Linked DNA regions of Homo sapiens: region 1 is linked to region 2. The links are chromatin loops, found by intact Hi-C in ENCODE. Cell type or tissue: mucosa of descending colon. All regions are shown on one strand. Links, peaks and the distances in the headings refer to the core of each region. The heading gives the core; the rest is flanking DNA.

Region 1 (4,392 bases), core at 65-4,064, 43 kb before region 2:
AAGAAGGAAGAGATGTACCAGTTATTCATATTATTCACCTTAAAAGCCATCTGCTTATAGAGAGACTGGGAGTGACCACCCAATTACTTACCAGCATATCAGTCTATTTTAATCCTCTGCCTACTACTTAACACTTATCAGTACCTCACATTTTATGATCTGTTTGTGTGTTTGTTTACGGTTGGATTCTCCGAACCTTGAACGTCGTTGCCTGCCACTATTCCCACCGTCAGGAAAGAAGTTTTGTTCTCTTTTTATTCTGTTTTTAAAAAATGTACATATCTTTTTTTCATTTTTCTTTTTTTTTTTTTTTTGCCTCCCAGGTAGCTGGGGCTACAGGCACACACCACCACACCCAGCTAATTTTTTGTACTTTTGTTTTTGTTATTTATTTATTTATTTATTTTTCATTTTTAATTTTTGTGGTTACATAGTAAGTATATATATTTACACAGTACATGAGTTATTTTGACACAGGAATGCAACACGTAATAATCACATCAGGGTAAATAGGGTATCTGTCACCTCAAGCATTTATCTTTTCTTTCTTTTCTTTTTTTTTTTTTTTTTTGGGATGGAGTCTCGCTCTGCCACCCAGGCTGGAGTGCAGTGGCATGATCTTGGCTCACTGCAACCTCTGCCTCCCAGGTTCAAGCAATTCTCCTGTCTCAGCCTCCCGAGTAGCTGGGATTACAGGCATCTGCCACCACGCCTGGCTAATTTTTGTATTGTTTAGTAGAGATGGGGTTTCACTATGTTGGCCAGGTTCGTCTTGAACTCTCAAGTGTTCTGCCCACGTCCGCCTCCCAAAATGCTGGGATTACAGGCTTGAGCCACCACGCCTGGCCATTTATCCTTTCTTTGTGTTACAAACAATCCCATTATACTCTTTTGGTTATTTTTAAATGTACAATGAAATTGTTATTTTTAAAATTTATACTCTTTTAAAAATATTTTAACTTTTATTTTAGGTTCAGGGCTACTTGTGCAGGTTTGAGTTAATCCGAGTGGCATCCCTTGAAGGCTCTCTGCATTAGGATAATATTCAGATATCCAACAACTTTCATCTCACACAGATCTTCAAGAAACATTTTTAAAAATTACCAAGTAAGAATAAGAAAATAAGAATACCCAACATACTGGTAACAGTAATTGTTTCTGGGAAAACAAGCCAAGGAATTGAAGAGTAGGGATTTAAAGATCAACTTTTCACTATATACTGTTTTTTTTATTTTTTTTATTTTTTATTTTTTTTTGAGACTGAGTCTCACTCTATCGCCCAGGCTGGAGTGCAGTGGCGAGATCTTGGCTCAATGCAACCTCCGCTTCCCCGGTTCAAGCGATTCTCGTGCCTCAGCCTCCCAAGTAGCTGGGATTACAGGGGCAGGCCACCGCGCCTGACTAATTTTTGTATTTTTAGTAGAGATGGGGTTTCCCCATGTTGGCCAAGCTGATCTCAAACTCTTGACCTCAAGTGATCCACCTGCCTCAGCCTCCCAAAATGCTGGAATTATAGGCATAAGCCACTGTGCCCGGCCACTACATACTTTTTTAATTGACTATTTTACCAAGCACATGTATTTCCATACTAAAAGTTTACCTTAATTAAAATCTCTTTCTCTTAACTCTCCCTCCCTCTGTGTCTTTTCCTCTGCCTCTGTCCCTGTTTCTTTATGAATTCACCAGAATGAACATTTCAAACTACCTCATTTAAAGTCTCTTGGACCTGACTAATGATGTTTCAAGGGTTCACCTTCAAGTCTTTCCTGCGTTTTCGAATTTAGATAAAATATATGGGTGTTTCTTGGATTTTCTTTTAATCTCCTTCACTGCCTTTTTCCCTGGAGGAGAAAGGAGACATTTCCAGAAGAATCTTGGGAAATGATCTGCTAGTGTGCCCACATCCAGAAGTGATGGCTGGACTTGTTCTGAGCGTTTGTTGCGGTGAACCGCAGCAGGATAAACAAAAGCTTTCTCCTCTCTCTTGCTGATGTCCTGCTGGGTTGGACCTCTGCACCTGAGCACCTCAGCACGAGTCTCCCCAGAGCGGGTCGGTGCCCTCCCGTCTGCACTGGAAAGAGCTCCACTCTCCCAGAAGGAACCAGGTAGAGGGGACTGTCCATCATCCGTGCCAGTTGGCCAAGTTCCTCCCTCAGCGAAATCAGGAAGCTCATAAAAAGACCTTATCTCTGGGTAAGCCATGACTCTTCAGTTCCCACCCGCCTGGCGCCTGGGAAAGGACAACAAAGGGGTGTTGAGAACAATGACCATCTGTAGAGCCGAGCCTGCACCAGCAGAGTCACGGGAACCCCAGGGTCTCAGTGCCTCCCTTCCCCGGCCCCGTGCCTGGCGGGGTCAGGTATCCTCCCTGGTAGACAGGCGGCCCTGGTGGCCATGTGTGCTCTCGGGCTTGTGGTGTTACCCACATCCTATCTTAAGTGTTACACCTCTCCTAAAACAGACTGATGAGTGGCCTAGACTTCTCCTTTTATTTCTTAGAATACTCCTAGTGTCACAGCTCTAGAGTAACTGTGCTATTTCATTTCTTACCACCCCCTTCCTGAACTGGGCTAAAGACAATGTCCAGTGCAACATGTCACACCCTGCCCCTCACTTGCCCCCTGCTCAAGTCGAATCCTCTGTCCACCAAGACCACAGCCCTAGGAGTTAGGAAATGGTTCCATTTTCCTCTGCCTTGCCTGAGCCACACAATTGCCTGTAAATGCCAAGACATCTAGTCCTCTCTCCCATGAGGTGTGGTTTCCCCAGACCCTTCAGGCATTTACGGTACCTCAGTAGGTCTCCAAAGTAGGCCTCCAAACTCCCCCACCAGGGCCCTGATCTCCGCTGAGTAACTTCCTAATCTTTTCTTTACAATTCCCACCTGCTATTTCACCTGTATTTTATTCACCAACCTGAGATATAAATAGATAAGTGTTTTATGGATAAAGAGACTAAGGCACGATTTGTCTAAGGTCATTACGCGTTGCTGACTGAGAGAGAACTCAACACCTTTGACGCCTAACCTAAGGCTTTTTCAATTCTATTACCATTTTGGGCACATGTCACTAGATTTCGGTCCTAGTCCATGTCTCTATTCACATCATAGACTGCTAGGGCTGGGAAAGACTTCAGAGTGTATCCTTGTCTCCCATGCTCATGGTGAAACTAAGCCCCAGAGAGAGAAGTGGCTTCCAAGGTTATGTAATGAGTTGGTGGCCAAGTTCAGATGAAGTGGTTGGGCCAGTCCCCAACTCGGCCTCATGCCAGACCTCCCAGCTCCCTGATGCCAGGATCCAAAGCCCTTTCACTCTGAACCCTCTCCTCCCCTTCCTCCCTGGCAAGGTCAGCAGGTTTGCCAGGCAGTCCTTGGCCTCCTGGCCCACAAGTCCTTCTGCATGGTGCTTGTTGGTGCTGGTACTCTCTGAAGGGGGCAGGAAGCAGGGAGAAAGCCTGGGGGACTCCTGGGGTCCAGGGAACAGAAGGGGAAGAAAGCGTGAGGTGAGAGAGATAGGAAAAAGGACAAAAATTGCAGTCATCAGGGACATGAGACTTTGGCAAAATCCCTCACCATTTATGCTGATTATTGGTTCAGTCCAGAAGAACTAATAAAATGAGAAAAGAAAATAAAAACAAACAAACAAAAAAACTGTATCGGTTCTTTAACACCACCACAAATTACAGGTGATGAAGCAGAATGCTGTTCCCTGGGTCTGACTGCCGTGTGGCTCCATAACTGTACACGTCCTCAAGCATGTCAGATGGACTTGCTGCACGCTGTACTTTAGCAGAATGGTAAGCTGTATCCTACCTGTTCAGTCTTCCAAGCAGGTTGTCTCGGCAACATGGCTAGAGCTTCAGGGTTAGAAGGGACTTGAAAGGATAGACCCCTATTTAAAACAAACCTAAGGCAAAAAATAGTGTCCTTGAGTTTTGCCTGTGGCTCCTTCCCTTTCTGGTTTCTTTCTTTTTTTTTTTTTTTTTTTTTTTTTTGAGACGGATTCTCGCTCTGTCGCCCAGGCTGGAGTGCAGTGGCGCGATCTCTGCTCACTGCAAGCCCCACCTCCCAGGTTCACGCCATTCTCCTGCCTCAGCCTCCCGAGTAGCTGGGACCAAAGGCGCCCACCACCATGCCCGGCCAATTTTTTTGTATTTTTAGTTGAGGCGGGGTTTCACTATGTTAGCCAAGATGGTCTCGATCTCCTGACCTCGTGATCTGCCCTCCTCGGCCTCCCAAAGTGCTGGGATTACAGGCGTGAGCTACCGCGCCCGGCCCCCTTTCTGGTTTCTAAGAGGCCACACTGAGTAGCCAGGGGGCCTGCTTAGGTGACTTATCAGCCCTGAGTTAAGTTCTAGAGAAGCTGGGGTGAAGAGCAAGCTGCTCACTGACCT
Region 2 (4,392 bases), core at 323-4,322:
AATTTTTGTATTTTTAGTAGAGACGGGGTTTTGCCATGTTGGCCAGGCTGGTCTTGAACTCCCGACCTCAGGTAATCCACCTGACTCAGTTTCCCAGGGTGCTGGGATTACAGCCGTGAGCCACTGCACCCGGCTCAGAAGAGAGATTTTTAAATGTTCACAATACAAAAAATGATAAATGTTTGAGGTGATGGATATACTAATTACCCTGATTTTATTTTTACATATTGTATACATGTATCAAAATATCACTCTGTATCCCATAAATATGTACAATTATTCCATATCAACTAAAAGGAAAAGAAGTTTTATCATGAGATTGCAGCAATTCAGTCACATCTCCAGGCTCCGCTTCTAATTCTCTTGCTATTTTTCCTACCTCTGCTGTAACTTTCTCCACTGACATCCTGAATCTCTCAAAGTCATCCATGGGGGTTGGAATCAACTTCTTCCAAACTTCTGTTCATGCTGATGTTTTGACCTCCTCTCATGAATCATGAATGTTCCTAATGACATCTACAATGGTGAAGCCTTTCCAATTTACTTTGCCCAAATCCATCAGAGGAATCACTATCTATGGCAGCTACAGCCTTATGAAATGTATTTCTTAAATTATAAGACTTGAAAGTCAGAATGACTCCTTGATCCATGGGCTGCAGAATGGATGTTGTGTTAGCAGACATGAAAACATTAATACCTTTACATATGTCCATCAGAGCACTTGGGTGACCAGGTGCATTGTCAATGAGCAGTAATATTTTGAAAGGAATCTTTTTTTTTTTTTCCTGAGGAGTAGGTCTCAATAATGGGCTTGAAATATTCAATGACCCATGCTGTAAAGAGATGTGCTGTTATCCAGGCTTTGTTGTTCCATTTATAGAGCACAGGCAGAGTCGATTCAGCATCATTCTTATAGGGTCCAGGGTGTTCAGAACGGTAAACTAACGTTGGCTTGAACTTAAACTCACCAGCTGCTTTAGCCCCTAACAGGAGAGTCAGCCTGTTCCTAGCAGTTTTGAAGCCAGGCATTGACTTCTCTCTAGCTACGAAAGTCCTAGATGGCATCTTCTTCCAATAAAAGGCTATTTCATCTACATTGAAAATCTATTTGTTTGGTGTAGCCAAGTACATCAATGATCTGAGCTAGAGCTTCTGGATAGCTTGCTGCAGTGTCTCCACAGCACTTGCTGCTTCGCCTTATATTTTTATGTTAAAGAGATGGCATCTTTCTTTAAACCTTATGAACCAACCTCTCCTAGGTTCCAACTTTCCTTCTGTAGCTTCCTCCCCTCTCTCAGCCTTCATAGAATTGAAGAGAGTTAGGGCCTTCCTCTGGATTAGGCTTCAGCTGAAGAGAATTTTGTGGCTGGTTTGATCTTTTATCCAGACCACTTAAACTTTCTCTATATCAGCAATAAGGCTGTCTCACTTTCTTGTCATTTGTGTGTTCACTGGAGTAGCACTTTTAGTTTCCCTCAAGAACTTTTCATTTGCATTCGCAACTTGGCTAACTGGTTGGCACAACAGGCCTAGCTTTCAACCTATGTCAGCTTTCAACATGTCTTCTTCATTAAGTTTAATTATTTCTAGCTTTTGATTTAAAGTAAGAGATGTGTGACTATTCCTTTCATATGGACACTTAGGGGTCATTGTAGGGTTATTAACTGGCCTAATTTCATTATAGCTGTTTCTCAGGGAACAGGGAGGTCCAAGGAGAGGGAGAGAGGTGGAAGAACAGCTGGTCAGTGGAGGTCAGAACACACACATTTATTAAGTTTGCCGTCTTATATGGGTCCAGTTCATGGCACCCCAAAACAATTACGATAGAAACATCAAAGATTACCAATCACTGATTACAGATCATAACAGATAAATAATGAAAAAGTTTAAAAATTGCAAGAATTAGCAAAATGTGACACAGGGACATGAAGTGAGCATATGCTGTTAGAAAAGTGGTGCTGGCTGGGCGTGGTGGCTCACACCTGTAATCCCAGCACTTTGGGAGGCCAAGGCGGGCAGATCACCTGAGGTCAGGAGTTCAAGACCAGCCTGGCCAACATGGCGAAACCCTGTGTCTACTAAAAATACAAAAAATTATCCAGGCATGGTCATGCACACCTGTAGTCCCAGCTACTTGGGAGGCTGAGGGAGGAGAATCACTTGAACCCCAGAGGCAGAGGTTGCAGTGAGCTGAGATAGTGCCACTGCACTCCAGCCTGGATGACAGAGCAAGACTCCATCAAAAAAAGAAAAAGAAAGAAAGAGAGAGAGAGAGAAAGAAAGAAGAGAGAAAGAAAGAAGAAAGAAAGAAAGACAAAGACAGAGAAAGAAAGAAGAAAAAAGAAAAGAAAAGTGGTGCTGATATATTTTGCTCTACACAGGGTTGCCACAAACCTTCAATTTGTAAATAACACTTTATTGCAAAATGCAATAAAGTGAGGTGTGCCTGTAGTTGCGAGCACAGAGGGCAAGGCTCCAGGACTGCTGCTGCCACTCCTGAGCTCTGTGTCCCTGACAAGTTCTTACAGTTACTGTGCCTTCCTGGTCCCTTCTGGACAAGGACAATAACAGCCTCTACTTCAGAGCGACAGTGCCAGCATTGAAGTTTTTAAACACAGCTCCCATCACATAGTATGTGTGCAACAAATGCATTCATTTATTCAACAAATATTTTGTGGCTACCTGAAATGTGCTGAGCACAGCTCTGGGCATTGGGGATTGTGGCTCATGCCTGTAATCCCAGCACTTTGGGAGGCCGAGGCGGGCGGATCACCAGGTCAAGAGATCGAGACCATCCTGGCTAACACAGTGAAACCCCATCTCTACTAAAAATACAAAAAATTAGCCGGGTGTGGCGGCGGGCACCTGTAGCCCAGCTAGAGGCAGGAGAATGGCGTGAACCCAGGAGGTGGAGCTTGCAGTGAGCCGAGATCGCGCCACTGCACTCCAGCCTGGGCGACAGAGCGAGACTCGGTCTCACAAAAAAAAAAAAAAAAAAAAAAGCCTGAGGAAACTCCCTGTCCTCGCGGAGTCACATGCTGTTATTTAGCTATGACAGCCACAGACGATCTGATGAAAAGCACTTAGATTACTGCTGGTCTTCAGAGTGACATCATTTTAGTCTGTAACTTGAGGCAGGCTTAGGATCTGATGACAGTCTAGTGTTCTGTGCAGTTGTCCCTGCATCATCCTCTCCCCCTAATGCTCTTGTCACTGAGCTTACAGGGGCATCCTTTGTGCATCAACTGAAAGCTTCATGGTAAAGATGCCTGCTCTCAAAAATGAGATCAAAGACTCCAGGTAACCAAGGCAACCTGTGAGAGAGACTCCAGGATGCCGGCCTCCCATTCTGAATCATCTCTGGCTGCAGCTGAGCTGTGTGGCAAATGTTTTCCTAGTGGGGCTGGCATGCTTGAAAGAACAAGGTCTGTGGAACACACAGAACCTTCCCCTTTTCCTCTTGTGAGGAGGGAGGGCCTTACCAATACTGATGATGTCTAAGTTTCAGGACCCCTCACTCACATGGGCCCCTCTGAGTGCTGGCAGGTGCTAGGAGTTCTAGAATGTTCTAGTGGGGAGGAGAAGCCAGGTGGCGATGAAGACACACTTCTCTGTAAGCATTTCTGATACTTCAGTAAAAATTTGTGTTCTTTCTTTTTATTTTTTTATTTTATTATTATTATACTTTAAGTTTTAGGGTACATGTGCACAATGTGCAGGTTTGTTACATATGTATACATGTGCCATGTTGGTGTGAAAAATTTGTATTCTTTCCCTTAAAGAGAGACCCCAAAACCCTTACAGAAGAGAGGGTCTGTAAGCTACAGACCCTAGAAAATCTGAGTTTGGCCCTAACTGGGGGTTCCTAGACATGCTCTCTGGAGGATGCCAGTCCAGGGAAGAGCAAACCATGAGGCACCACAGACAAGCTGGGTGAGCATGGGCAAGCCCCTCTCTGGACAATCACCGGGTAAAGGGGACAGGAAGGCTGGCTTCTCTGAGCCTTCTTGCTCTGTTTGTTGAGTCACTCTTCTCTGCCCTGGCAGGCCCTGGAGCCAGGGGAGCCACAGGCAGAGCGATCACCAAGAGCGTGGCTTCCACACCACTATGAACTGGAGGAAGGTGGGGGCTTCTCCCATCCCAACCCCACTATATGGACCACACCCACCCTAGGCATTACTATGGGGTTTCTGTGCAAGCATTTTCCACAGCACTGTCTCCAAACTGGCAAATAACAATCTAGATATTAATAACCACTTTATATTTTATTCATCAGAGTATGAATTGAGGTGGGCATCTTTATTTTTTATTTTATTTTATTTTATTTATTTATTTTTTTGAGACAGAGTCTTGCTCTGTCGCCCAGGCTGGAGCGCAGTGGTGTGATCTCGG

Evidence for each region. Peaks named below come from ENCODE experiments on the same cell type or tissue, not always from the same donor. Only the 100,000 strongest peaks of a DNase experiment are listed, where the experiment ranks them.
Region 1: it touches region 2 in a loop (4-fold over the local background); 3 of 110 quality-filtered maps call a loop at or near these places.

The regions. Positions count from the first base shown.
Region 1 is chr17:65,368,643-65,373,034 of GRCh38, forward strand. No RefSeq gene overlaps it. Among named protein-coding and RNA genes, the nearest start is that of LINC02563, 87 kb to the right of the region's middle. In mucosa of descending colon, for the core only: no CTCF peak of the experiment used is centred there; DNase peaks (open chromatin) are centred at 2,259 and 3,289.
Region 2 is chr17:65,411,100-65,415,491 of GRCh38, forward strand. No RefSeq gene overlaps it. Among named protein-coding and RNA genes, the nearest start is that of LINC02563, 44 kb to the right of the region's middle. In mucosa of descending colon, for the core only: no CTCF peak of the experiment used is centred there; a DNase peak (open chromatin) is centred at 2,482.